Regions from separate parts of the Homo sapiens genome. Here region 1 is linked to region 2. Evidence: read pairs that join two places in POLR2A ChIA-PET (ENCODE). Cell type or tissue: A673. All regions are shown on one strand. Each heading gives the region's core, and the rest is flanking DNA. Links, peaks and the distances in the headings are about the cores only. Region 1 holds the start of DUSP19 (dual specificity phosphatase 19). Region 2 has its middle 240 kb from the start of NUP35.

What was found. ChIA-PET counts read pairs that join two places held together with the same protein. Peaks named below come from ENCODE experiments on the same cell type or tissue, not always from the same donor. Only the 100,000 strongest peaks of a DNase experiment are listed, where the experiment ranks them.
Region 1: POLR2A ChIA-PET joins it to region 2 with 5 read pairs; 2 of 35 experiments call an interaction of 5 or more read pairs at or near these places.

Annotation. Positions count from the first base shown.
Region 1 is chr2:183,072,653-183,087,144 of GRCh38, forward strand. It overlaps DUSP19 (dual specificity phosphatase 19), which reads left to right and starts at 6,095. Exons shown (of 4, transcript NM_080876.4): 1 at 6,095-6,507; 2 at 10,856-10,902; 3 at 14,388-14,492. The coding sequence starts at 6,282. In A673, for the core only: no CTCF peak of the experiment used is centred there; DNase peaks (open chromatin) are centred at 6,079 and 6,369; H3K4me3 peaks cover 1,800 bases; H3K27ac peaks cover 1,278 bases.
Region 2 is chr2:183,354,159-183,370,960 of GRCh38, forward strand. No RefSeq gene overlaps it. Among named protein-coding and RNA genes, the nearest start is that of NUP35, 240 kb to the left of the region's middle. In A673, for the core only: no CTCF peak of the experiment used is centred there; no DNase peak of the experiment used is centred there.

The DNA of each region.
Region 1 (14,492 bases), core at 4,630-7,129, 280 kb before region 2:
AGGTGGATCACCTGAGGCCAAGAGTTGGAGACCAGCCTGACCAACATGGTGAAACCCCATCTCTACTAAAAATACAAAAAAAATAGCCAGGCATGGTGGTGGGCACCTGTAATACCAGCTACTTGGGAGGCTGAGGTGGGAGAATCGCTTGAACCTGGGAGGTTGAGGTTTCAGTGAGCCAAGATCACGCCACTACATTCCAGCCAGGGCGACAGAGCAAGACTCCATCTCAAATATATATATTTATATTTATACAAAACCACACATATATAAGCAAAAAATGTTGTGTAATCAAAATACTCCAGTAACAAATTTATAAATGAGGAATTGTATTCATGAAGAAAATTTACATTCAAACTTGTTTTAATTGAAATTTTTAAAAAGTCTTCTAAAGGATCACACAGGAAGCAGTTGCCATAATCATGAAAGGAATTTCATGGGTTGTTCTGTTTTGTTTTGAGACAAGGTCTCTCTCTTTGTCACCCAGGCTGTAGAACAGTGGTACGATTTTGGCTCACTGCAGCCTTGACTTCCTGGGCTCCAGCAATCCTCCTACCATAGCCCCCTAAATTGCTAGTACTACAGGTGCGTGCCACCATGCCCAACTACTTCTTTTGTATTTTTTTGCGGAGACTGGGTTTCACCATGTTGCCCAGGCTGGTCTCCAACTCCTGAGCTCAAGTGATCTGCCCACCTCGGCCTCCCAAAGTGCTGGGATTACAGGTGTGAGCCACTGTGCTTGGCCGAATTTTGTTTTTCTCTATATTCATTTCAGGCTGTGTCTGCATGTTCTTAGTGAAGTGCAGAATTGAGATTATTAACTCAGGCTAGAAATTGTAATGCAAAGAGGAGGATCTTTGATTATTTATGAATGATTTTTACCCATATAAGTCACATCTTAATTAATGAGGATTACATATTCCCATGGCAGATTTTATTATGTAACATGTCAGAGCATGTAATGTAGTGGGATAAAAGTGGATCTTAGAATTCAACAGACCAGTGGCTGGGCACGGTGTCTCACGCCTGTAATCACAGCACTTTGGGAGGCCAAGGCGGGCGAATCACCTGAGGTCAGGAGTTCGAGACCAGCCTGGCCAACATGGAGAAACCCCATCTCTACTAAAAAAAAAAAAAAAAAAATACAAAAATTAGCCAGGCATGGTGTCGCTTGCCTGTAATTCCACCTACTCAGGAAGCTGAGGCAGGAGAATAGCTTGAAGTCAGGAGGTGGAAGTTGCAGTGAGCTGAGATCAAGCCACTGCACTACAGCCTGGGCGACAGAGCAAGACTCAGTCTCAAAAAAATCTTAAAAAATTAAAGAATTCAACAGACCTGAGACTAAATACAAAAGATCCACTGCTTACTACTTCATTTCGATTTAGCCACTTTATCTAAAAGTGAGATTTTTATGAGGATTAGAGGTAATGCTCAGAAAATGCCTAGCATAGCACTTCACATAGACACTCTAAATCTGTTAGGAGAGAAGAATTATATGGAGAACACAGGAACATATTCTAGGGTGTATTCACTTCACACTTTCCCCTTTTCCTCAGATCCAAGTCCCCAAGCCCTTGTAAGGATGTGCCCTTTCTTGCAGGACAATCTATTACCATTCATGTCTCAGCCTGGGAAATGCCTTCCCCAGGGGTGGAATGCTGTCTTCTCCCTCTGGCCTGGGTCTAATAACATTTTGCCTCTCATTTCTCTCCTGCCAGCACTCTAAGCTAGCTTTGTGTAAAGGATTTTTGCCCTTAAGGGACTTTTTGGAAAGCCGTACATTGCAGTGGAACGAGCATTGTATATTGAGTCAAGGGACCTGGGATTACAAGGGATATGAACTTGGGCAAATCAGTTTACTTTTCTGCACCTTGGTTCTTCTGCAAAATGTTGATATGAGTTGGATAGCATCTAGGTGTCAGGATATTAGCAATCAATGTTACTGCAGACATTAATATTCTAGTATTACCAGCAGGGACTGCAGCTATCAATGTATAACCAACAACTCTACCCATCCTCTACAGAATGATGTAGTGTAAAGAATATGGGCTCATGAGTAAGATAGAACTGTGTTCAACCTTGTTACTCAGATCTGTTACCTAACAGATCTGGACTGTGTGACCAAAGGCTATGTCCTTAGGTTCCAAGTTAAATGTCCTTCTTTATAAAAAGAGAATGGATGCCTATTTTATTAGGTTATCATGTGGATTGAATCAGATACTGTTTGTATATTCCTGGGACATAGATCTGTTCTTGTTGAAGGAGTCTTTAAATCCATTATAGTGCACAGTCTTTATCTTACTCAACACTATCAACAGCATATGACACAGCTGATCACATTGTGTACTTTAATACATTTTCTTTACTTGTACTCTCAGAACTCTCTCTCTCATTCATTTTCGTTCAACTCCCTGACCTCTCCTTCTTAGTCACTTTGGTATACATGGGGCTTCTCTATCAACCCTCACTACCAGGCCATCTCATTCAGCTCCATGGCTTTATATAGCATCTTTAAGCTGATTATTCCAGAAGTTGCATTTCCAGCAGATACCTCTCTTATGAAGTCCAGATTCATATGTATAGCTGCCCACTTGATATCTCCATTTGGCTGACTAATTGACATCTCCATTTGGCTGACTAATAGGAGTATTAAACTTAACAAGTCACAAACTTCTTCTCATATTCACATCACCTGTTTCTTGGTAACTGGCAAATCTATTCTTCAGTTGCTTAGGCTAAGAACTTTGGAATTATCTGAATCACCCCACATCAATCTACTAACAGATTCTCTTGGCATGATTCTCACGTATCCCTAGAATCTAACTACTTTTTACCTTCCCTCTGCTGCCGTTCTAGCGCAAGCAACTGTCATCTTCCATCTGGACCTCTGTAGTAGTCTCCTAACAACAAGCAGGAAAGGGAGCTTCCATCCTGCTCCCTTTCCTTGTAGCAGCCAGGAAGACCCTTCTATGGCATAAGCAATGTCATGTCACTTGTCATAGATTAAGTTTCCTGGAAGCTGACTGAGGTGGAGTTTAGCATGCAAGACTTTTCGAAGAGTGCCCTTGGGATCAACACTTGTGGAAGGGAAGAAGAAAGCAGAATTGGGCAGATAGAGAAGTCAAGTGGTTATACAGATCCAATGACAGGCTTAGCCAACCACGTGTTAGCTTTTTAGAGCTAGAATGATTCCTCAGAGTTGTTTCAAATTGGGCTAACATACAGATCTTTATGCTCCCTCATCAATCAGCCATGGATGTGGTCTATTCCATAAGGGACACAACCTCGGCAAAGCAGCCCTCTGCAGCTGCAGCAGTCCCTGAAGGGATTGTTACCAGTCAGCCAATAGTACACCCGGTAGTGGAGACAATAGGTATTCATTGAAGAAGGATCTGGGTAGCACAACACAGGATCCATCATATGACTCCTTTCCCTAGTTCCCTCCTGTGGCTTCCTATCACTCAGAATACAAGCCAAAGTTATTATCATTTCTCTCTGTCCACATCTCCTCCAACTCTTTCCCCTAATTCACTCCCTTAAAGCCAAGTTAGCTACCCAGGTGTTTCTTGAACCTCTCCATCTCCTACTAGTGCACTCCTGTTTCAGCACTTGGCATAGACAGTCCAAATCTGTCAGAAGATTTAGACACTTGGCTATTAAGCTATTCCCCCATATATCTACAGGGCTGGCTTCTGCACTTTATTCAAGTCTCTGTTCAATTTTCACTGTATCAGAAGTGCTTTCTCTTACCACCCTAAAACAAATAACACGCTGCCCTCTCACTCTGTTCCCTTATTTTGCTTGATTTTTCTTTTTTTAGCATTTAAATTATGACCGAACATGGTTATATGTATATTTGTTTCTTGCTCTCTCCACTTGGATATAAGATCCATGAAAGAAGGGACTTTGTTTTTATTCACTGCTGTATTTCCAATGACTATAACAGTGCCAGGCACATAGCTGATGCTCAGTAAATATTCGTTAACTGTAATTATTTTGGAAGCAGGGCCGTATTCTACAGTAAATAAAAGATAAGGCACTGGACTGAAACAAACATAGGTTTTATTTGTGATTCTAATCACAAATAGGGGTGAGGTCAAATATGATAATGTGTGTAAAGCATTGTTAAGCAGCTAAGGGATAATACTAAGAATCTAAAATTGTTTATAAGCGCAGTGCCTAGCATGCAGTGAATGCTTAATAGTACTTATTTTTTTGATCATTATTATGATAAATATATGGATTGATTTATGGTTAGAGTTGTTTTTTGATGAGCCTGTGATTGTTGTTTAAATGATGCAAATAATCTCTTCAGTTTTTCATTTTAGGACATCCTGTAGATAGCCTGAGCTTATATATATATATATTTTTCTCTCTCTTTCTTTTTCTTTTCTTTTCTTTTTTTTTTTTTTTTTTTTTTTTGAGACAAGGTCTTACTCTGTTGCCCAGGCTGGAGTACAGTGGCATGATCATGGCTCACTGCAGCCTCAACCTCCTTAGCTCAGGTGATCCTCCCACCTCAGCCTCCCAGGTAGCTGAGACTACAGGCACGTGCCACCAAACCTGGCTAATTTTTTGTATTTTTTAGTGGAGTTGGGGTTTCATCATGTTGCCCAGGCTGGTCTCGAACTCCTGGGCTCAAGCAATCCACCCATTTTGGCCTCCCAAAGTGCTGGAATTACAGGCATGCGCCACTGTACTGGGCCTATTCCTTTTTCAAGAGGGAGAAGTTTGGTTTATATCTCAGTTTGCTCAGGCTGCTCTAACAAAATGCCATAAACTTTGTTGCTTAAACAACCGAAATATATTTTCTTACAGTTCTGGAGGCTGAGAAGTCCAAGATCAAGGTGCTGGCCTATTCAGTTCCTGCTGAAAGCTCTCTTCCTGGCTTGCAGACAGCCAGCTTCTCCTTATGTCCTCATACTGTCTTTCCTTGGTCCATATAGGGGAGCAGGCAGATTTCTTTCAGTTCTCCTGAAGCCACTAAACCCATCATGAGGACCCTACCCTAGGGTCTTAGTCTAATCCTAAATTACATCCCAAAAGTCCCATTTAAATACCATCACCTTGAGGTTTAAAGCTTTAACATATGCATTTTGAAGGGACAGAAATAGTCAATCCATAACAGTTGAATTTTTTTATGTCAGAAAGTTTCAACAACAACACAAATTTTAATATGTGGTATTGGAAGAAAAGTTTTCATAAGTGCAACTTCTTCATTTTATATATGTGTTTATACATTGTGTTGAAATTCATTTAAAATTACATTTACTTTAATAGGGGTTTGAAAAATTTCTCTTTAAAGGAATCTTGTGATTTCTTTTGCAAAACTTTTTTTTGGTAATCAGAATCATCGTTCTATAATTTATTTATCTGTTTTACAAATTTGGATGCTTACACAATTGATTTTCTTAATTCTTCGTATGGATGGACTTGCTGCAATTCTTATTTAGGATGTATATTTACTGTATGAAATGAAAATGTAGGCTGAAAGTCAGAAAATAAATAAATTTTAAGCTCTTGTCAATCTACATATATGAGCATAAATTTTAAAAAATATATCTTTTTTCCCAGTTTATTTAAATTGTTGCCTCACAAATACGCACAACAACTTTATCTAGTAAACGTTCCTCTTGCATTAACAGCAAAAGCAGAAGGTGTGAAGGATACAGGAAGCGAGAAATAACTTTTAACGTCTGCTCTAGCCCTCCTGGACTAGCCTAAAAGCAGACAGGCAGGAAAGGCTTTGGGACATAGGGTGATTTGCAAGGTGACTCCGCCGGTCTCTTTCAAGCGGGAGCGATACACAGGTCAGCCCGGATCGTCCATGGTCACTGCCGTAAGTGACACTAACAGAATATATCAGAAAATCACTGCCTTTAAAGAACCAGGACATATCATTCCTCTCTCCAACGAAGTCTTATATTTTACCATTCTGCGTGTATTAGAAAGCTAAATTTAAACAGCAACAATAAGAAATCTTCCCCAGTGGATCCCTCGAGCCTTTCGGGAAAATGCAGGTTTCTGGCTGACAGGAAGAAGAAACAGCATCCAATCGGCACTTGTGTCTCAATGACCAATCAAATTTCGCCTTACATTGCATCGCTGGGATAAACGGAGCTGGACGACTCAGTCTCTTGGTCTGTGGCTGCTGCGGTTACCTGGATGGGCGAGCACCTCTGAGGCTGGCTTTGTTACCTGGGCAATAAGGGACTAGCAGTTCAGCCGTTTTCTATGCCTGCTGGATTTGTTTGTATTTGTTCCCAGCCACTGCTCATGTAATGTACTCCCTTAACCAGGAAATTAAAGCATTCTCCCGGAATAATCTCAGGAAGCAATGCACCAGGGTGACAACGCTAACTGGAAAGAAAATTATAGAAACATGGAAAGATGCCAGAATTCATGTTGTGGAAGAAGTAGAGCCGAGCAGTGGGGGTGGTTGTGGTTATGTGCAGGACCTTAGCTCGGACCTGCAAGTTGGCGTTATTAAGCCATGGTTGCTCCTAGGTGAGTATATCGACTTGCCACTAGATCATTGAGTCCTTTTAGCCAGATTACGTTCTCATTTTCCCCCTTTATGCGTAATAGTCTGTATTATCAGCTATCCTGCCGAAAAGCTGAACTGTTTCCTTTTTTGGATATGGAACTTCCATTAGCCAGCTAGAGCCGTTTCTGCCTCACAGTGTACCCATAAGAAGCATAGATGCTATTCTCGTAGCACTTGGCACTGCATATTTGAATTTTAGAAAAGCTTTCTTCCCGTTTCTCTAACTTCTCTGGAGAATAACACATTGATGTTGTGTTTTCTTGGCTTATAAAAAATACAGCTTGAAAAAAAAGGAATGAAAAAAGAATGTTTGTATCAGGCAGAACTACAAGTGACAATGGTTAAAGTTATAGAAAAGTTAATACTCGAAATAGTCCTGTGCTTGCTGGCCTGCGCAGCTCTTACAGACCGTGCGGAATACATGCCTCCTGTGGCCACGTCTGTTCATGGTGTCTGTTTTTGGAGTGTTTAAGAGAAGGAGATCTTAAGATCTTATGATTTATTTCGTATTATGGAAATACTGAGCCCCTATACAAGCATAGTTCACAAATAGCAAATGAAGCAAGGTTATAAAAGTGCAAACTTGTTAATTTGGCAAGAATATGGTATGGTGTTCTTAAAAAAATAGTCAAGAATGTTTTCAAGTACGTCTGAATTATTTCTATTTATGAATAGAGAAATTAAGACTTGGAAAGACTAAATGACTTATCACTATGCAGCTAAGGCATTCTTGAATAGAGAGAAGACTGAGAAATAGCCCAGGTGCTGTTCACCTAGTGTCTTACTCCTTTGAGGAATCCTGTGAAGTAGGGATTATCAGCTTTGTTTTACAAATAGAAACCAGGATTTAAAATTGGTGAAGTAATTTACACAAGGTAACACACCTGGTAAATAACAGACGTATGCATCAAGCCCAAGTCTGATGGACTCCTGCTGTCCATTGTTATACTAGGCTGCCTCACATAGACCAAGTTTTCAATCCTGCTCCGCCTCTAATTTACTAGATTAGCTGGTGCAAGCCATTTATCCTTTCTGGTCCTCCAAAAAGCCATTTGTAAAGATGAAGTAACAGTATCTGCTTATGTCATAGGATCCTCCTGAGGTTGTTGTAAAAGGTTTTTGATGCAAATCAATTGCAGTGTACATATAAGTTATTAAATATTATATGAATTGTTACATAGGCTGTCTTTAAATTCACCAAATAAATGTCTCTAACTAGTTTCTACAGTCCCGTGAAAAACTGTACCATATTCTTGTCACATTTACAGTGAAAAAGTGAGTTATTTAGGTAATCTGAAAAGTTCACCTAGGCCCTGCTCACCATATCTAGGAAAGAAAATACGTCCTGGCACATTTTTCAGTTATTTTGGCTTCCACTGTAGTAATCATGGCTTGGAATAATTATGGTAGAATTTTCATATATCATTCACCAATTTAGGGTCTTCATGAACTTTGCTTATTACTATTATTTGTGGACTTACCCAAAGTGAACTGATCAAGGTAGTGTTCTGAGATTGGGGTTGGAAACCTCCCCAGGATAGTGGGAGAGTCCTGGGAGGAACTTCTGAAACTAGCCCTAATAAGGTCTTCTCTGGAATGGGATACTTTCATCAGGAGCAACCTCCTCCCTTCTGAAAGCTCACCTTTTTCTGCCTAATTACAAGTGCCTCATTCCTAAAGGATCCATGGGTGGTTCCACCCGCAGTTCTTCTACATGAATGTTGAAAGAGTTGTTTCTGACCAGACTTAGTTTACGTCTGGGAGACTGGGGTTGTTTGCAGGTTGGTTCTAAGAGCTTCTTTCACCTCCTCAAAGCGACACAGCTTCCTCCCAGCATCGCATGCCAAACAACTTTTGGTTTGGGTGATGAATAAAGAAAATGAAGAGTTGTAAAAATGTAATCTTTTTTAGTTCGTAAACTCTAAAAAGTGACTGCATTTAAAAAATATTACATAGGCCCTCGAACCATTTAAAAATGGAGAAAAGATTTTAGACAGCATTTTTGTCCTAGGCTTTGAACATTATATATAGACAGATAATTATTTATTATTTATTTATTTATTTTGAGATAGGGTCTCAAAATAAATCCAGGGTGGAGTGCAGTGGCACGATCTTGGCTCACTGCAACCTCTGCCTTCCAGGCTCCAGCGATCGTCCCACCTCAGCCTCTGAATAGCTGGGAATACAGGTGCACACCACCATGCCTGGCTAATTTTTTTGTACTTTTTGTAGAGATGCGGTTTTACCATGTTGCCCAAGCTGGTCTTGAACTCCTGGGCTTGAGCAGTCTGCCCGCCTTGGCCTCCCAAATTTCTGGGATTACAGGCATGAGCCACCACGCCTGACTAAACCACCAAATTTCAATTATTTGAACCTATTTTTTCCTCTGGAGTTGGTTAGGGCTTTCTACATTAGAAAACAGAATTTTAAAAAAAATTATGAAGTATTTCAAATTTATAGAAAATTACAGAAACTAATAGACAATTATGTATATACCATTCAGCTTTAACAAATGTTAATATTTTGATAGGCTAACTTTTAAGTATAATAAAGCTGAATGTGAGCTCAGTAGCGAACCTGTAAGCTTGGTATTATCAAGAGGATATTGGCCAAACAGCATACTTGCTGGCCTTTCAGCCACCTAAAATCACATAATAAAAGTTGGCTGAATTCCCAGATGGGTAACTTAAAAAAAAAAAAAGTTTATGAAATAGAACCTAATTCAGGAAAGTAAAATACTTGAAATCTTTAAACTGTGAAACTCACTTTATTTTGACTAGTTATTCTCCATATGAACTTGCTTATTAACTAGAGCCAGTTTCCAAGTGTGGGAGATCTGGGAAGCCGGCTGTGACAGAAAGAGATTGTAGAAGGGCACAGCCCTAGTGATACATGGAGTGTGGGTGGGATCCTGCAGACCAACAGCATTTGCTCTAAGCTACTGGGTGTTCCCAAACCAGCTGGCACAAAGTCATCTTGTGGGTGTGTGGTTTTTGTAATATCCTTTTTTAAGTTACAAAATAAAGAGATGTTTATTGTAAAAAGTCAGAATGAGCATAAAGAAGAAAAAAAAATCACCTGCAACCCCATTGTTAACATTTTGTTCTATGTATACCTCCTTTCCATTTTTTAAGCATATACATATTTTTTGTTGTTATAAAAATGGATGATGGTATTTTGTAACCTGCTTTTATAACCAGATACATTGAGAACATTTTTCTTTTTTTTTTTTTTTTTTTTTTGAGACGGAGTCTCACTCTGTCACCTAGGCTGGAGTGCAGTGGCACGATCTTGGCTCACTGCAACCTCTGCCTCCCAGGTTTAAGCAAGTCTCGTGCCTCAGCCTCCTGAGTAGCTGGGATTACAGGCATGCACCACCATGCCCAGCTAATTTTTGTATTTTTAGTAGAGATGGGGTTGTGCCATGTTGGCCAGGCTTGTCTCAAACTCCTGACCTCAAGTGATCCACCCACCTCAGCCTCCCAAAGTGCTGGGATTACAGACAGGAGCCACCACTCCTGGCCAAGAACATGTTTCCATGCTATACATATTTTACCACATTTCTTCTTTCTCTCTTTCTCTCTCTCTCCCTCTCTTTCCCTTCCCTTTTGTTCGTTCGTTCGTTCGTTCCTTCCTTCCTCCCTCCCTCCCTCCCTCCCTCCCTCTCTCTTCTCTTGTCTTGTCTTGTCTTTTCTTTTCTTATCTTTTCTTTTCTTTTGTTTTCTTTCTTCTGGCTGTGTCACCGAGGCTGGAGTGCAGTGGCATAACCATAGCTTACTGTAACCCCGAATTCCTAGGTTCAAGGGATCCTCCTGCCTTAGCCTTCTGAATACCTGGGAATACAAGCATGCACTACCATGCCTGGCTAATTAAAAAAAATTTTTTTTCTATAGACAGGGTCTCACAATGTTGTTCAGGCTTACATTTCTTATTTCTAATGGTGGTAATGGCTGTATGTATTTCACTACACAATTATACCATTTTTTATTTAATGCAACAGCTATTATTGGGCTTTTAGTGTTCTTTTGTTTTTGTTTTGTTTATATTACAAACAATACTATGGTGAACATCCTTACAGCTAATCTTTGCAACATCTATAACTTTTAGGACAAATTTTTAGAAGTAGGATTTCAGAGTCCAGGAGTTTATGTAGGATGACTGTTATCAAATTGCCCTTCAGAAAGTTGGACTAAGGTCCTTCCAAGTTGTTGGTCTTTTTTTTTTAATAACAGAATTGCTGTAGAAATTTATATAAAAGTTCAAGATGATTATATTTGTGTTCAAGGTGGTATCATTTATTTCTTCTAGGGTCACAAGATGCTGCTCATGATTTGGATACACTGAAAAAGAATAAGGTAAAAAAATGCTTTAAGTCTGGCACCATATACACAGAATATTTTAATTGTTTTATTTAGGAAAAACTGTATTGGTCCATCTTTGGTATATTATGGAGTTTATTTGGTAACATTTTGGCTATCATTTCAATAGAGTTGAAAAATAATTGGCACATAATTCAAATATGTGGATCTGTAATCTGTCTTTCCAGTTTTACATTCTTCTTGATCTCCTTCATGTACCCTCATGAACCTGACCTTGGAGGCATGTCTTTCTTGCCTGTGTTTATGTAGTTCCTCTGTGTGGGATAGACTTTCCCTCATCTCTGCTTGTCCAAGACCTGTCCATACCTTAAGTCCCAACTCACATACCACGTCTTCTGTAATGCCATTTCCAGCCACTCTACTCCATACAACTGATGTGATTTATTACATATTTACTCAAAAGGATTTTTAGCCCTCTACCATTTTTTTGAGTACTGTTTCAGGTCATGGAATTGCTGTAGGTGAAGGAGTGCAAGAGATTCTTGTTCACTTGAAGCGTATGACCTAAGGGGCAGACAGAGAAGAGAGACAAGCAGCTACCGAACAGCGTTTGTGTGCTTTGATGGGGAAGTGCAGGGTGCTGTAGAAGTGCATAGGAGATGATGCTCTTAACCCATGTTTGGTTTGGTTTGTTTTTGGGGGGATAAGTGAGTCAGGGGAGACTTCCTGGAGGAAGTGATATTGAAGTATTTCTCTGAAGAGGCTAGGAAAGGAGTAGACAGCCTGTAATCCCAAGGCTTTGGGAGGCCAAGGCAGGAGGATTGGTTGACCCCAGGAGTTCGAGGTTACAGTGTGCTATGATTTTGCTACTGTACTCCAGACTGGGCGACAAAGCAAGACTCTATCTCAAAAAAAAAAAAGAAAGTAAAGTGTTCATACAGAATAAATGATATGTGTGAAGGCCCAGAAGCAAGAGAAAGGTGGATGCTTTCAGGGACAGAAAAGTTCAGTGACCCTGGAATAGAGAGTGTGAGAAAGAAGGGCACCAAGAGACAAGGCCAGAGAGAGAGGTAAGCATGAGCCAGATCACAAAAGGCCATGTAAGCCAAAGTTAGTTGTGTGGACTTGATCCAAAAGACTATGGAAAGCCACTGAGAAGTTACCCAGAGATGTAACAAGGTCAAATTTGCAGTTCAGAAAGATTTCTCATTAGAAGCAGTGTGGAAAATCGATTGGAGGGTTGCTCAAGTTAGAGATGGGGGAAACTGGTTATAAAGCTATTGCAGTAATCTAAGGAAAAGATGATAATGGCTGAGATTAAGATTTAGTGGAGATAGAATTAGATAGATGTGAGGGGTTTTTTAGAGGGTAGAATTCTTAAAATTTGATTACTTATGAGGCAGGATAGGGAGTGGGGCTAAGGGAGAAGGAGGAGTCAAGGCTGATGTCTAGCTTTCTTTGGTAACTAAGTAAAGTTATCGTTCCATGAGATTGAAAGCAACGTAGAAGGAACAGGCTTTGAAGGAGAAACAGTGTGCTCAGTTCTGAACATGTTAGGTTTTGGGTGATGTGGATCATCTAGGTGGGTGGATATGTAGGGTCTGAAGTTCAGAATAGAGGTGAATATATAGATTTAGGAATCTTCAGCTTTTAAGTAGTTACTGAAACCATTAGAATAGATGAAGCTGCCTGGGGAAAAGTGTAAAGTAAGAGAGAAGAGGGCCTATGACAGAATCTTATCACAGAACTGATAAATTGAGGAATATCACCCTATATGGAATGATCAAACAAAGAAGAGTCCGCAGTGGGAAAGGAGGATCTAAAAGAGGCCCAAAGAAGGTAAAACAAAAAGATGGTGTCATGGAAACTAAAGAGAATAGTGTTTTAAGGAGGAGAGAGTCAGCAATGTCAGATGCTGTAAAAGTTTAAGTACGATTAGGACTAAATTATATCCATGGGACTTGGTGACAGAGAGGTTGTTAGTGCGTTTGGTGGAAACAGTTTCATTTGAATTGGAGGCCAAAGCCATATTGCAAAAGATTGAGAAGTGAGGAAGTGATGGCAAAGGGAAAAAAAAAAAGAGAGAGAGGAGCCATAGGTGAGGAGGGGGAGGGGAGAGCTTTGAGCATGTTTTAAGGCTGATGGTAGAAGAAGGAATTGAAGATACAGAAAAGCAAGAATTATGACTATAGGGAGATGCCAAGAAAGTAGGAAGCACTGTGACTCCAAGCACAGGTTCTGGAATGAGCCTTATCGAAGATGCACGAGCACATCCTTCATTGTAATCAGAAGGCAGAGGGGAAGTACAGATGTGGACAAGGTTGTTAGGTTTTTTTTTTTTTTTTTTTTTTTTTTTTTTTTTTTTGAGGCAGAGTCTCGCTCATTTGCTCAGGCTGGAGTGCAGTGGCATGATCGTGGCTCACTGCAACCTTTACCTCCTGGGTTCAAGTGATTCTCAGCCTTTGGATTATCTTAATGGACTGTCTGCCTGGCTTTCTTCCACATGGTTGGTGGACTCTAGGAAAAGGGGCTCAAATACATAGATGCAAGAGGAGGAGGTTGCTCAAGTGTACCATCTGAAAGAAAATATTTTACAACCACACCTCCCCTTACTTTTCAGCCAGATTGGTTCATCAGAATCTCTGGGTATGAGACCCTGTGTTATTGATAGTTTTTAAGAGTTCATCAGGTGACTCTAATGTGCAGTCATCCTGGAGAACCATTTTATAAAGTAAAGAATATGAAGGAAAATAGGGAAATAATTCTTGAAAGGGAAGTTGTATACCACTGATACACTTCTCCTATTTAAGTTTTTATATGGATATTCACAGATTAATTCAACAAAGATTTTAAGCATTTTCTGCTAAACTCACTGCTCATTCGCTTATAACACTAAGTTAAACATGGTCCCTACCCTCATGGAGTTTCTAGTGCAGTGAAAGAGAAAAACAATCTCTAAATGGCATGAGCTATAATAGGGCAAGTCCAGGGCTATGAAAATATATAGGCCAGGTGTGGTGGCTTATACCTGTAATGCCAGCACTGTGGGAGGCGGAAGTGGGAGCATCACTTGAGGCCAGGAGTTCGAGACCAGCCTGGGCAAAAAAAGTGAGACCCGCCCCCCTCTTCTCTGAAAAAAAAAAAAAAAAAAAAAATTAGCTGGGTGTGGTGGTACACGCCTGTAGTCCCAGCTACTTGGGAGGCTGAGGCAGGAGGATCACCTGAGCCTAGGAGTTCAAGATTGCAGTGGCCTATGATTGCATCATTGCACTCCAGCCTGGGTGACAGAAAGAGACCCTGTCTCTGCATGATGATAATAATAAGTTAAAAGAGAGAGAGAGAGAGAGAAAACATATAGTAGAAGGAGCACTTCTGGTGTGGGATTGAAGCAGTATTATCATTCAAGTGAGTCGCATTTAAATTTTTTACCTTTCTTGTTATAGATATCAACACCCCAGTCTCTTTTTAGGTAACCTAATTCATGGGATTTAAAACAATCATCTTTTTTCTTTCTCTTTAAGGTGACTCATATTCTTAATGTTGCATATGGAGTTGAAAATGCTTTCCTCAGTGACTTTACATATAAGAGCATTTCTATATTGGATCTGCCTGAAACCAACATCCTG
Region 2 (16,802 bases), core at 7,694-10,193:
TGTGTCTCATGCATATATGAGAGTCTTTATAGAATAGATATCTCGAGATGTGGCCATGTTTGAAGATCTTTAACTTTATTAGGTGTATTAGGGTTCTTTAGAGGGAAGAACTAATAGGAGATATATATATACGTATATATATATACGTATATATATACACATATATATACATACATATATACACATATATACATATATACACATATATATACATATGTATACACATATACATATATACACACATATATATACACATATATACATATATACACATATATATACATATATATGGGAGTTAAGTATAGATATAAAAAAATATATATGAAAATATATTAAAAATAATATATATATAAAGGGGAGTTTATTAAGTTTTTTTTTTTTTCTTTTTTGAGACGAAGTTTCGCTCTGTCACCCAGGCTGGAGTGCAGTGGCGTGATCTTGGCTCACTGCAAGCTCCGCCTCCCGGGTTCTCCGCCATTCTCCTGCCTCAGCCTCCTGAGTAGCTGGGACTACAGGCACTCACTACCACGCCCAGCTAATGTTTTGTATTTTTTTTTAGTAGAGACGGGGTTTCACCATGTTAGCCAGGATGGTCTCGATCTCCTGACCTCGTGATCCTCCTGCCTCGGCCTCCCAAAGTGCTGAGATTACAGGCTAGTAAGTTTTAATTTACATGATCACAAGGTCCCACAATAGGCTGTCTGCAAGCTGAGGAGCAAGGAGAGCCAGTCAGAGTCCCAAAACTGAAGAACTTGGAGTCCGATGTTCCATGGCAAGAAGCATCCAGCACGGGAGAAAGATGTAGGCTCGAGGTTAGGCCAGCTCGCCTTTTCATGTTTTTCGGCCTGCTTTATATGTGCTGGTAGCTGACTACATTACGCCCACCAGATTAAGGGTGGATCTGCCTTCCCCAGCCCACTGACTCAAATGTTAATCTCTTTTGGCAACACCCGCACAGACGCACCTAGGATGAATACTTTGTATTCTTCAATCTAATCAAGTTGACACTCAGTATTAACCATCACATTAGGTGTGGCCAAATTGATTTCCAAAGTACTTCTAGCAGTTATTTTCACTAGCACTACTAAAAAATTCCATACATTTCATTTCTTTAAGAAGAAATAACTGACATGAAGCAGATATGGCAAAACATGTTAAATTGGGTGATTGATTGCGTGTATTTTGTTATTTTATGTACCTTCTTTGTATGTTTGTAATAGTTCATAATTACAAAAAATCAAAAACAATAAAAGGGATAAAGAATACAAAGAATATACAGACTGTGACAAGCTGTCTAAGGCAGGCAGGCTCTGCTTAGCTCTAGCTAAGCATTGCGGTGTATAATGGCCTTATGAGTGCTGATAAATTTTCAAGAAAAAACTAAAATCCAAATGTTTAATGTAAAATTTTCTGATATTTAAAGCAGATGTGGACCAAATGAAACATGTTAGTCTGGGATTCGACTGCCCTTTTATTTTTCCTACTTTATTTTCAACTATTTTGTTTCTGTACCCTTTATTCAGGCAAAATTGAACTTGTTATTTAGTAGAGGGATATAACAGAAATTTAGGGCAAAGGTTCTAGAAGTGAACTGACTGATGTAGAAACTAGACTTTATCATTACTTTCTTTGTGACCTTGGGCAAGATATTTTATCTCTATGATTCTTATTTTCTTTACTGTAAAATGGAGACAATCATATTATTCAGATCATAGGTTTAAGATTAAATGCGACTATATACATATACAAGTTTTAAGAACAATGTCTGGCAAACAACAGTCATTGAATAAATGTTAGCTCTTATTATCATCATCTGTAAAATCAGGATAATAGCATCATTACTGTAAGGGTGGAATTAGATGATATTCGTAAAGTGCTAAATGAAGTGCCAGGCACAAATTGTAGCTATAATTCTTATTCCCTGAGCTTTCCCATCTATCTGTACTTATGCTAGTCCCTCTGATTTAAGGTCCTTTTTTAGTTGCTGCATGTTCACATTCTACACATTTTCAAATGTCATTTCAAATACCACCTCCTCTAGAGAGTGGTCATTCACTCATTCAAAAAATATTTATTGAGAACCCTCTTCTGAACCCATGTCATTTTATCTTTTACGTTTACGCTTGTAATATATTGATTTTTAAATAAAAATGTCAGTTTTCAGGAGGCAGAATATATTTTTTATTCAGCTTTATATCTCCCACCCTGGCTAACACAGGGCTAGACACTTAGTAGGCAGTAATTTTTTTTTTTTAATCCAGAAAGGAAATAAACTTTATAGAAATTCTCTTCCTCTGACTAGGGGATTCAGTTACAGTGGTGGATAGGCTTCCAGCAAAAGATACACGGATTTAAAGTCTTCAAAAGATTTATCCTAATCAGAAAATGATGCTTCTCATTCTTTTTGCTACCTTTCCACAAAGATAATTGACATGTCCAAGCAACCTGGATCATTGGGAGGCTGGGACTTTGTCTCATCAGAATTGATAGTATAACTCACTATAAATATCTTACTCATTCAAGGAACCAGAGAGCTGCCATTTTAAAATATGGCTTCCAAACAGCAATAGATTAATATGCTTAAAACTTCTTGAATTATTTGAATTGTCTGCTAAATCCTTGACAAGGTATAATAGAATTTATTGTATTGGTTAGAAGAGTTCTTGGTCCCAGGAAAGTGACATTGATGCACCTCTGCTTCTAATTAGTTATGTGACCATGAACAAATCATTTTACTTCTTTAGATATAATTTCTCATATGTGTGAAGGGATAATTCATTAACTTGGGACAGTTCATAGATTCCCTCAGGCTGTTGTTCTACTACTCCTTCACAAAAGGCTTGTGTGTGTGTGTATGTGTGTGTGTTTTGTTTTTCCATTTGGAAAAAGGCTCAAGGCAAAGTGAAGGAAGAGAAAGGAAAGTCAGGTCTCCCTCTGGTGGGTAAAAAATTATATCGGCCAGGTGCAGTGGCTCATGCCTGCAATCCCAGCACTTTGGGAGGCTGAGGCGGGCAGATCACGAGGTCACGAGATCGACACCATCCTGGCTAACATAGTGAAACCCTGTCTCTACTAAAAAATACAAAAAATTAGCCGGGCGTGGTGGTGGGTGCCTGTAGTCCCAGCTACTCAGGAGGCTGAGGCAGGAGAATGGCCTGAACCCAGAAGGCGGAGCATGCAGTGAGCCGAGATCCTGCCACTGCACTCCAGCTTGGGCAACAGAGCGAGACTCTGTCTCAAAAAAAAAAAAAAAAAAAAAAAAAAAAAAATTATATCAGGGATATTTTGGAGGAAAGGTGATAGGTACTGGGGTAGCTGTGGGGGTCAGGAAGGAGACAGAAAAGCAAGTACTTCCATAAATGAGGCTGGGGCCATATGTTCAAGTTAGAGCAAAATGTTAATGCCATGTCTTCTTGCCTTGGAGTTTCGGGAGAGGTCAAAGGCTGAGAATACTGTTTCAGACTCTTACATTCTAAAGTGAGGTGCTTGGCATCCTAGGTGGCACTTGCAAAGGGGGTGTCCAAAATGGATTTTCTAAAAAAATTTATTACCTAGATCACATCCATATAAGGGTGAAGCTGGCGAGGCTGAGAAAGGATTTATTGGAGAAAGTTATCAGTATGTTGAATTATTCTTCTTTGTCAATCACACCCCCAACGGATGTAATGTGTAGGAGGACATTTTCCTTTCACTTTAAACCAGGTGCAAAGTTTATCTGTGTCCTTTAGATGTGAGGGTCTCCAAGGCTGGTATTTGACTCATCATGCCTGAAGGAGCTCTGGGCCAGAAGCTGAAGCTGGCCCTGTCCCCTTCTGATCCACACAGGAATGAGAACTGCAACGGAAGCAAGCTGCACTTGCTGGCTTGTGTGTGTATGGTGTGACATACGCAAGGTTTCTTGGGGACAAATGTGGAGCCCCTGGATTGATGATAGTCAGAGACTACTTGAAAGTTATCCTGTCCAAGAAGACCACTGTACAATGTGACCAGAGATGGTAGTCACTTGAAACCTAGGGGCTACTGGGAAGCGAATGGATAGCACCACATGTGCCATTTTTCCTGCACGAGAAAAAAGGATTAGCTTTGGAAGCCACATTCACAGGGCACCAATCCCAGAATCTGATAGGGCAGTAATCTGGGACATCTTCAGTCCCGTTACCTCTTTCTTTCCATTCTCTGACCCTGGAAAGAGCGCATATAGGAGAGGAAGCAGGGCCGCCCTCCCACCTGGCTTCCTTTCTCTTCCTTTCAGGCTTCCAAACTTGGGACAGAGGTGATTTGATGGAGGAGAGAAGTTCTAAATTGAGTCTTGATTTTTTACACTGGCCTGGATAGACTTATTTGACTTTTATGCTGGGCCTCATTTTAAACAAATGCCAGAAGAAAGTTTCTTTTTATTTAATATGTAAGAGTGTCTAGAAAAGCCATGGGACTTGCCTGGGATTCTATACAGAAGGGAGAAAGAATGAGTCCATGAAGCCAGTTTAATGGGGAGAAGCAAGAAGAATATAGTTTCTTTTGTCCTTGAATAAGTCCAGCTTATTCAGTGACCAAGTTACAATGGTTTATGAGAAATATATGTAAAAGTGGAATTTTAAAAATTCACTTTTGATTGTTAACTGAGCTTTTAAAATAAGCCACTGTTCTAAGACTGATTTACTTGGGACTCTGGATTTATTAGAATTACGTATATAAAATAAGGGAATTGGATTAGATGATCTTTTATTTCCCTTCTGAAACTGCATTTCCATGAATCTATGATTTTTAAAACTAACATGATGGTTTGAAGTGAACTTAGAAAAGATACTGCTAAAGTCTTAACACCCTAGTTTTGAATTTAAATGTCTTTAGACACTTAATATATGTTTCAATATATATTAGAATTGAATTTAGTGTGGGAATTAGATTACTAAATTATCACGTAGGGCAAATATCTGGCACACCAAGAATTATCCCTGAAACTCTCTTAAGCTGTTCAAACAGCATATCCAGTAGTTTTTTTAAGGAACAAAAGAATACATCTTCTTGGATAGTCCATCACTCCTTTATTCCTGTGGCAACTTCTATATGAGCCTCAAACTGCAGGTCATCTTCTCTGGAAGGTCTTGTGCAGCTTCCACTTTGTATTTGGGATATAGCTATGTGCTCCCTGCACACTCTGAACTCCCTCATCATAGTGGTTAACATGCTCTATTGTAACCATCTGTGTATTACAATGGGATGTTTAACAACAGAAGAATAGTCTAAATCACTGCAAAGAGCCATGTAAAAACTTTTATTGATTTGAGGGATGACTTACTTTTAAGAATGGTCTGCAACACTCCTGGAAACAGAATGTAGCCTAGACTTGGTAGTTCATAGTCTGACTTTGGATAATAGCTACTTAAGGAAATTCGATTTAGATCATGAAAAGGAGACCAAAATGAGGTATGTCTATGCAAAGGAAATTACAAACAAGATCCGAATGTCATAATGTCATGTGCCTAACCACACGGACATTTAAATTTTGAATCTTGGGATAATGTAACTCAAACTACCTGAGGCCAAATCATTAAACAAAAAAGCTTGATTTTATAGATGGAAGATAATTTAAATTAAATTCAAACTGTTAGCACATGGATACCATAACGTCAAATAAACATTTAGGATTTAAAGAAAGGTAAAATAATACATTTCTATGCAGCAGATTTCTCCTGGAATCTGAGAGAAAGAACAAGAAAAGAAAAGCTATTTAAGAGAGAAATCTTACATGAAACTTGTTCATGAGATATCTTACCTGACTATTCAGCTAGCATGTCTGGCATGCTTCAGAGAAGCAATGAAACTTACATTTTTTCCTTATAATGGTTTTATTATTATAAAGTCTGTTTCATATTGATGGTATCAGAGAAATTGCAAATCTTGGGGCAACGCTGCCCTCTGCAGTGAGCAGATCAAGATTATACTCTCAATTTCTAAAAAGTATTTCAACTCCTCTGGGTCAATAATTTTCTCCCAAACCAAATTGATCTACTTGCTGAGTGAATAGATGACGAGTTTAATCTCCTTCCTATTTTGATGAGATGGGCTATACTTCTTAGAGGGTATTTTCTTGTATTTTCTTTTGGGCCTAGAGCCATCAACTCCTCTATCTTTTTTTGGCCTTTCTCTGTTCCTTCTATAATTCCAAGGTTCTCAAAGCCTTCATTCTCTTGTTTGCCCTCCTGGAGGCCATTGTGAAGCTTAAGATATCCCAAGCCTGCAGGAGACTCTCGCTATAGATATAATACAGGATGCCTGCTGAAATTTGAACTTTGCATGAACAATGAAGACAATTTTAGTATGAGTGTGTCTGAAATCTTGCATGAGACATACGTATAAAACACCCTTTCATTTTTCAAATCTGAAATTCAAATTTAGCTGGGAATTCTCTATTTTTATTTGCTAAATCTGCCAAGTCTCCCCATCCCTCCAACCCAAATACCCCAAAAGCACCCACTCAACTCACCTGACCCAAAATGTATGGGATGCATGTACTACTACCAGCTCTTCTAGTTTTAGAGTCTCATCACACATCTTACATCAGTACCCTATTGATACATGTCCATCTGTGTGGGAGCAGGAGAGAGGGACTACTTCCTTTCCATCTTCTCCTGGTCAAACTGGTTAAATCCTAGTAAGGTTTAATTCTTTTACCACTCCTTGGCCTGCTTTAGATTTCTCTTGTAGCCATTTTATCCTTCCTTTTGCTGTTTTCCAGTATGTGTCCTAGAAGTTATTGGCTTAAGCAGGAACCCTCTTTGGGAAGAAGGTGGAGAGTCAGTCATGGAGTAAGATTCTGGGCCTGAAGAGGAGCTGGATATGAACTGTGGGTATAGAAGTTACAAAATCAATATCACTATTTCTTCCTAAAACTCTGGCTGATGATATTACTTTAGAATTAGCCCCAACCCCTGTGAACTTTAGAGTTAAAAAAATCCATCCTTCAGATTGGTATAAATCTTGACCTCTCCTTACCAAGTTACATTAGAATCAATAAATTAAGTGTAAATGATTTTATTTTGGAGTGAGGAAAGGCTTATATACCATTGGCATTAAAAGAAGTGATAAAAATAAAATGGCATATAAAGCAGATAATCTGTGAAAGAATATTGGTTAATTTGAACCTATGTTACTCATAGTAAAAACAAAAAACTAGTATTTGTATGCCCAAAGAAGTATTTTCAGTGCCTATGAGTGGTGGTTTCTTCCTCAGAGTAGGGAGAAATAAATTTGGAGAGTTTGGAAATACCCAGCCTTATATAAACAACTATAATAAACACTAACACAACACAAAACCTTTTAAGAATATTAAAGGAACAGGAAGAACTTGTTCTTAATAGATTCTCAAGAGAATTATATTTCAATCCTTAGAAGCAGTCTTTCCTTTTATTTTTCAATATATTCAATGGAAAGATTTCAATAAAAAATCCAGTGGGACTACATGATAGCACCATTTTGATGTCATTATGATCTGACATTATCTGGGGAAGTAATTTAAAGTATTTCATTAGATAAATGCCTTAATGAGATTGCAAATAGTTTGAAAGAGTGGTGCATTACACTAAAAAAAATCAGTGCAAGAAAACTGATGTAGAATCACCAGATAATTCAAGTTACCTTCAGTTAGAAAAACAAGTGCTGCTATCAAAATACTATATAGCTCTGACTTCACAATTACATTTGTAGTAATTGGAATTATATTATTAAAAAGGATACAATATACGTACTTGGTACTCGGCATCCAAATCTTCAATGTTAAAGGCAAACAGAAAATTGGAATAATTGTCAAGGGATATTTAGAACAAAAAACTGCATTATTAGTTAGTTATCTGTCTAGGTAAAATGAAAGAACCACAGTCAGTCATCACTAGAAAGTTTTAGAGAAGTGCTGTCTTCTGTTTGCAGAAGTTCCATAAAAGTGAATAGCTCAATCAGATGCTTGATAATGTTCAGATGTTGATTTGAACCTCAGGGCCTTATCTAAAGTGGCTGCATTATGTATTTACTTATTATTTTTACCATTTGTCTATCAAGTACTAAAAATTGAACTTGAGTCAACTGAAGTGATACAATAATAAGTCATTTTTAAATGTAATTGGATTTAACACTCTCAGAACACATGGAGTACATTGTTCGATTGTCTCTGGTTCTAATTGGAGGCTTTAAGCAGTGGTTTCAAATGTGAGTGTGCTAGGAATGTCCTGATGCTAGCAGACTTCCCCAGGAGATTTTGACTTAGTAGATCTGGGTTAGGGTTTTCAAATTTTAACAAATCCTCTAGATAATCCTGATTATTGTGATCCAAAAACCATACTTTGAGAAATACTGACTTAAGTTTTCAGCTATTTGTTACATTTGCCATTCTTCCAGGATCCTCTTTATGTCCCAAGCAGCATTAAGCAAACATAACGTGGGTGCAGGATGTGGAGTCAGGACACATCTCACGTTCCATTCCAGTCCATCCTATTCCATTCAATTCCATTAACTTCAACAAATATGCATTCAGCAATGGAGGGGGGGGAGGAGATGTCCAAGGAGAAGGGCTATAGATATGAACTTAAAAAATGTATTTTGCCATAAGGGATTTTTCAAACCTTTCAATGTCTGTATAATAAGGTAAAAGAAATAAAAGGATTTTATTTTATTCTCTACAATGTCCCAGGCACTTAGATCAATGCTTGTCATTTCACATATGCTCTGTAAATATTCACTGAATGCTTAATGAATGAATTGCCAAGCAAAGTAAAATTAAATGATGTAAATATGTAAGCAATGGTCTGGAGGTGGATGGATAAGGGAAGGAGGATAGTTGTGGGGGTTATTAATATTTCTAAAGTAGTTTCATTCCTAGAATTTGCTCTCCTCTAAATACCCTCCCTTTGTGCCTCTCACATTACTCATGGACTATGGTAATCTTACCAGCTCATAGAATTTTAGTGAGAATTTTCTGATCTAATGGTCCAATATGGGCTTTGAGGAAGAATGGATTGGCAGTTAGAAGAGCTGTGGGTTAATCTCAGTGACTAGTTGTGTGGCAAAGCATCCTAATATCTTCCTTTTGTTGGACTAGAAGAGACAATTCAACCTGACTAATTCAAGGAGATGGTAGATGATTACTGAGAAGTTAACTAGGGGAGTGCTTTCACACAAGAGGAAAGAGGCAATTAAAAATTATGAGTTCCTGGATTACCTTCATACCAAATACTATCCTTTCCTTAGAGCTGACCCTATACAAAATTGTTGCTCAGGGGAGCTTATCTACTCATCTCCTTACACGGTGCACTCCAGCTACTCAGGCCTATCCCATTATGCTGCTTTCTCTTTCTGGAGGGTAACTACCAAATTTCAAATCTTTTTCGTCCTTCTGCATCTCATTCTGCTGAAACAATCTTTTTTGAGACAGGGTCTCACTCTGCCACCCAGACTGGAATGCAGTGACGTGATCTTGGCTCACGGCAACCTCCGCCTCCTGGGTTCAAGCAATTCTCCTGCCTCAGGCTCCTGAGTAGCTGGAATTCCAGGCGTGTGCCGTTACTGCCCAGCTAATTTTTGTGTGTGTGTTTTTAGTAGAGATGGGGTTTCATGTTGGCCAGGCTGGTCTCGAACTCCTGACCTCAAATGATCCACCCAACTCGGCCTCTCAAAGTGCTGGAATTACAGGTGTGAGCCACCACGCCCAGCCTGAAGCAACCTTTTATCTAGGACTAATGAACTAAGTATATTAAAGTTTTAGTGAGTAATTATATTAGTAGATATTTAGGGAATGTAAAATGTTTACATTTTAATAGGTTTTCATAAGTTTCTTCTATTCAGTAAATGATTCTAATAGAAATGTCTGGTACTATGGTAGAATAAAGGAGTACTTAAATGTTTTTTTAAATTTTCTTATTGATGCAAAGTATTTTACATATTATGGGGGTACATGGGAGTGTTTGTTATGTTATGTCATAGAGTGTGTAATTATCAGGTCAGGGTGTTTGGGGTGTCCATCACCATGAGCATTTATCATTTCCATGTGTTGGTAACATTTCAAGTCCTCTCTTCTAGCTACTGGGAAATATACAATACATTGTTGCTAACTATAGTCACCCTACTCTGCTATGGAATATTGGGGCTTATTTGTTCTATCTAAATGTATGTTTGTATCCATAACCAACCTCTCTTTATTCTTTCACCCCAGACACTCTTCCAGAATACTGGTATCTGTCATTTGAAATTAGTTGTTTTTTTTTTTTTTTTTTTTTTTGAGACAGAGTCTTGCTTTATCGCCCAGGCTGGTGAGCAGTGGCGCCATCTCGGCTCACTGCAAGCTCCACCTCCTGGGTTCACACCATTCTCCTGCCTCACCCTCCCGAGTAGCTGGGACTACAGGCGCCCGCCACCACACCTGGTTAATTTTTTGTATTTTTTTTTTTTGAGACGGAGTCTCGCTCTGTCGCCCAGGCTGGAGTGCAGTGGCGCAATCTCGGCTCACTGCAAGCTCTGCCTCCCGGGTTCACGCCATTCTCCTGCCTCAGCCTCCAGAGTAGCTGGGACTACAGGCGCCCACCACTGCGTCCGGCTAATTTTTTTTTTGTATTTTTAGTAGAAACGGGGTTTCACCGTGTTAGCCAGGATGGTCTCGATCTCCTGACCTCGTGATCTGCCCATCTCAGCCTCCCAAAGTGCTGGGATTACAGGCATGAGCCATCGTGCCCGACGATGAAATTAGTTTTTAAAGTTCCCACATATGAGTGAAAACATGTGGCATCTGTCTTTCTGTACCTGGCTCATTTCACTTAACATAATGACCTCCAGTTCCATTCATGTTGCTGCAAATGACAAGATTTCATTCTTATTTATTGCCAAATACTATTCCATTGTGTATATATACCATATTTACTTTGTTCATTTGTCCATCAATGGGCACTTAGGTTGTTTCCATGTCTTCGCTATTGTGAATAGCGCTGCGATAAACACATGGGTGCAAGTATCACTTTGATGTACAGATTTCTTTTCCTTTGGATAAGTAGTGAATAGTGGGATTGTTAGATTGTATGGTAGTTACATTTTTAATTTTTTGAGGAATCTCCCTACTGTTGTCCATAGTGGTTGTACCAATTTACATGTTCACCAATAGCATCTAAGAGTTCCCCTTTCTCTGCATTCTTGCCAGTATCAATTATTTTTTGTCTTTTTATTAATAGCTAGTCTAACTAGAGTAAGATGATATTTCATTGTGATTTTGATTTGCATTTCTCTGATGATCTGTGATGCTGAGCATTTTTTCCACATATCTGTTGGCCATTTGTCTTCTTATGGGAAATGCCTATTTATGTCTTTAGTCCACTTTTAAATGGGATTATTTGTTTTTTGTTGAGTTGAGTTCCTTCTATATTTTGGATATTAGTCCCTTATTAGGTGAATAGTTTGCAAATATTTTCTCCCATTCAACAGGTTGTCTCTTTATTCTGTTGATGAACAATTTTTTGTGGTATAGAAGCTTTTTAGTTTAATATAGTCCCATTTGTCTATTTATAAAAATAGTTATCTGTACTTTTGAGGTCTTAGCCACAAAATCTTTGCCTAGACTGAGGTCTTGAAGTATTTCCTCTATGTTTTTTTTCTACTAGTTTTATAGTTCTGTGTATTATGTTTAAGTCTTTAATCCATCTTGAGTTGATTTTTGTAGATGGTGAGAGATAGGGGTCCAGTTTCCTTCTTTTGCATACAGATATCCAATTTTTTCTAGCACCATTTATTGAAGAGGGTGTCCTTTCCTGAATATATATTCTCGGCACTGTTGTCAAAAACCAGTTGGTTGTAAATACATGGACTAATTTCGGACTCTCTATTCTGTTTCACTGGTCCATGTGTCAATTTTTATACCAATACCAAGTTGTTTTGGTTACTAGAGCTTTGTGATATATTTTGAAGTCAGATAGTGTGATAACTTCAGTTTTCCTCTTATTGATCAGGATTGCTCTGGCTGTTCTGGCTGTTTTTTGGTTCCATACAAATTTTAGGATTTTTTTTCTAATTCTGTGAAAAATGACATTGGTATTTTGATAAGTTTCGCATTAAATCTGTAGATTGGTCTGGGTAGTAGGGTCATTTTAATTGTTAATAACCCTTCTGATCCATGAGTGTGGATGTCTTTATGTTTGTAACAGCTACAATTTCTTTCATCAGTATTTTGTAGTTCTCCTTGTGGATATCTTTTACCTCTTTAGTTAAATTTATTTTTAGGTATTTTATTTTTTGGTAGCTATTGTAAATGGGATTGCCTTCTTAATTTCTTTTTCAGCTAGCTCATTTTTGGTGCATAGAAACTCTATTAATTTTTTACCCTGCAACTTACTGAATTTATGTATTGGATCTTGGAGTATTTTGGAGTATTTTGGTGGAGTCTTTAGGTTTTTCTCTAGATATAAGATCATATTATCAGAAAAGAGGGACAATTTGACTTATTCATTTCCAATTTGGGTGCCTTTTATTCTTTCTCTTTTTTTTTATTCTTTTAAAAATTATACTCTAACTTCTGGGATACATGTGCAGAATGCGCAGGTTTGTTGCATAGGTATACACGTGCCATGGTGGTTTGCTGAACCCATCAACCCATCATCTACATTACGTATTTCTCCTAATTCATCCTCCCCTAGGCCCCCACCCTCCAACAGGCCCCAGTGTGTGATGTTTCTCTCCCTGTGTCCATGTGTTCTCATTGTTCAACTCCCACTTATGAGTGAGAACATGCAGTGTTTGGTTTTCTGTTCCTGTGTTAGTTTGCTGAGAATAGTGGTTTCTAGTTTCATCCATGTTCCTGCAAAGACATGAACTCATCCTTTTTTATGGCTGCATAGTATTCCATGGTGTGTATGTGCCACATTTTCTTTATCCAATCTATCATTGATGGGCATTTGGGTTGGGTACAAGTCTTTTCTATGGTGAACAGTGCTTCAATAAACATATATGTTCATGTGTCTTTATAGTAGAATAATTTATATTCCTTTGGGTATATACTCAGTAATGAGATTGCTGGGTCAAATGGTATTTCTGGTTCTAGATCCCTGAGGAGTTATCACACTGTCTTCTACAACAGTTGAACTAATTTGCACTCTCACCAACAGTGTAAAAGTGTTCCTATTTCTTCACATCCTCTCCAGCATCTGTTGTTTCCCAACTTTTTAATGATTTACATTCTAACTGGTGTGAGATGGAATCTCATTGTGGTTTTGATTTGCATTTCTCTAATGACCAGTGATGATGAGCTTTTATTCATATGGTTGTTGGCTGCACAAATGTCTTCTTTTGAGAAGTGTCTGTTCATATGGCCACTTTTAGATGGGATTATTTATTTTTTTCTTGTGAATTTTCTTAAGTTCTTTGTAGATTCTGGATATTAGCCCTTTGTCAGATAGATTGCAAAAATTTTCTCCCATTCTGTTGGTTGCCTGTTCACTCTGATGATAGTTTGTTTTGCTGTGCAGATCCCATTTGTCAATTTTGGCTTTTGTTGCCATTGCTTTTGGTGTTTTAGTCACAAAGTCGTTGCCTATGCCTATGTCCTGAATGGTATTGCCTATGTTTTCCTCTAGAGCTTTTATAGTTTTAGGCCTGTCATTTAAGTCTTGAAACCATCTTGAGTTAATTTTTGTAGAAGGGGTAAGGAAGGGGTCCAGTTTCAATTTTCTGCATATGGCTAGCCAGCTTTCCCAACACCATTTATTAAATAGGGAATCCTTTCCCCATTGCTTGTTTTTGTCAGGTTTGTCAAAGATCAGATGGTTGTAGATGTATGGCATTATTTCTGAGGTCTCTGTTCTGTTCCATTGGTCTATATATCTGTTTTGGTACCAGTACCATGCTGTTTTGGTTACTGTAGCCTTGTAGTAGAGTTTGAAGTCAGGTAGCCTGATGCCTCTAGCTTCATTCTTTTTTCTTAGGATTGTCTTGGCTATGTGGGCTCTTTTTTGAATCCATATGAAGTTTCAAGTAGTGTTTTCTAATTCTGTGAAGGAAGTCAGTGGTAGCTTGATGGAGATAGCATTGAATCTATAAATTACTTTGGGCAGTATGGCCATTTTCACAATATTGACTCTTCCTAACTATGAGCATGAGATGTTTTTCCATTTGTTTGTGTCCTCTCTTAATTCCATGAGCAGTGGTTTGTAGTTCTCCTTGAAGAGGTTCTTCACATCCCTTGTAATTTGTATTCCCAGGTATTTTATTCTCAACTCTCTCTTTGTAGCAATTGTGAATGGGAGTTCACTCATGATTTGGCTCTCTGTTTGTCTGTTATTGGTGTATAGGAATGTGTGATTTTTGCACATTGATTTTGTATCCTGAGACTTTGCTGAAGTTGCTTATTAGCTTAAGGAGATTTTGGGTTAAGACGATGGGGTTTTCTAAATATACAATCATGTCATCTGCAAACAGAGACAATTTGGCTTCCTCTCTTCCTAATTGAATACCCTTTATTTCTTTCTCTTGCCTGATTGCCCTGGCTAGAACTTCCAGTACTATGTTGAATAGGAGTGGTGAGAGAGGGCATCCTTGTCTTGTGCTGGTTTTCAAAGTGAATGCTTCCAGCTTTTGCCCATTCAGTATGATATTGGCTGTGGGTTTGTCATAAATAGCTCTTATTATTTTGAGGTATGTTCTATCAATAACTAGTTCCATCAAAGCCTAGTTGAATTTTGTCAAAGGCCTTTTCTGCATCTATTGTGATAATCATGTGGTTTTTGTCATGGACTCTGTTCATGTGATGGATTATTCTTGCTTTTCTAGTTCCTTGATTTGTACCATTAGTTTGTTTATTTAAAATTTTCTGATTTTTTTTGACATAGTCATTTATTGCTATAAATGTCCTTCTTAATACTCCTTTTGCTATATCTTGCAACAAAAGATTCATAACATTCATAACAGCAAACATTCATAACAGCAATTTATTCATTCATAACATTCATATGTGTAATGCATTTTTTAAAATTTCCGTATTAATTTATCAGCCCAATGGCCATGCAGGAACATGTTGTTTGATTTTCATGTATTTGTATAGTTTTCAAAGTTTCTCTTGGTATTGATTTCTAATTTTATTCCACTGTAATCTGAGAAGATACTTGATATGAATTTGATTTTTAAAAAATAGTTAAGACTTGTTTTCTGACCTAACATGTGGTCTGTCCTAAATGTTCCATGTACTGATGAGAAGAATGTATATTCTGCAGTTGTTGGATAAAATGTTCTGTAAATATTTGGCCTATTTGGTCTAGTATGTAGTTGAAATTCAATGTTTCTTTGTTGATTTTCTGTCTAGATGATCTGTCCAATGGAATAGATTTTCTATGGTAGACACCTTTAGTACTCTAAAATGGGATAATTTATTTACTCATGTATTTAAAAACTGTGTTTCAGTAACTTGTGCCAAACTCTCTTCCAGGAGCCGGGGGTGTAGCTATAAACAAGACAAACAAGTTCTGGCTCTCATGGAGCTTACATTCAATAAACAAAGAAGCAGGTGAACAAAAATAGTATCAGCCAGTGATAAATACTTGGCAGATAATTAAAGCAGAGTGATGTGATAGAGAATGATAGAAATGCTTATTGTAGGCTGTGTGGTCAGGAAAACCTCTCTGGAAAGCTGATGTTTAGACTGAGATCTGAATGACAAGCAGATGCCAGCCAGATGAAGATCAAAGTCAAGAGAATCTCAAGAAAAGAGCACTAGCACCATAGTATTAATGCAGGTATGAACTTGATGGGCAAGTTGCAGCAACAGGGAAGCCAAAGGGGAGAGTGATATGAGACCAGATTGGAGAGGTAAGCAAGGGCCAAGTTACACATGGCTTTCTAAAGTGGGTGAGAGGTTTGGATTTTATTTTAAGTGCAGTGAAAAGCCATTGGGGATTTTAAAAGCAGAGTAGTATACTGTATTTTACAGAGGTCACTCTGGTTGCTATGGGGAAAGCAGCTTGTGGGAGGCCCAGAGGGGAAGCTGGGTGATGTGTTTGGAGACTACTGTGCTATCTGGGTGAAAGATGCTGGTAGGTTTGATGAAATAGAAGTGGTTGGCTTTGTTATACAATTATTTGATGATAGCAGAGCTAAGAGAGCACGTTTATGAATTAAATGGGATTGAAGAAAAGAGATAATATATATTGTGACTTCATATGACATTGTTTCCATCTAGGTACAATTAGTGTAACTTTGGGGAAGAGTTTTAATAACCTTTGGTAATTGGGTTACTGTTTTGTTAAGTAAGTTATTTTTATACTTGGGCACTGTATTAGTCTTCTCAGGCTGCTATATCTAAATACTGTAGACTGGGTGACTTAAACAACGGACATTTATTTCTGACAGATTTGGAGCCTGGGAAGTCCAAGATCAAGATGCCATCTGATTAGGTCTTTCTTGAGGGCTCTTTTCTTGGCTTACAGATAACTTGCTTCTCCCTATGTCCTCATATGGCAGAGAGATCTCTCTGTCTTCCTCTTCTTAGAAAGCCACTAATTCTGTCATGAGGGCTCTACTCACTTGTCTTCATCTAACTCTAATTAACTCACTAAAGCCCCATCTCCAAACACATCATCACACTGTGATCATCATACCAAACACTTCATCACAGTGGAGTTTAGTGCTTTAACATATACATTTGGGGGTGATACAGTTAAGTCCATAGCAAACACCATAAAGATAATCAAAAGTGGGTATGTTCTAGTCAAATGAGAACTTCTAATGAATTATTCTTATTAGCAGAGATTACACTAGAGTACATGTACAAGATTATTCCGTTTGTTTAT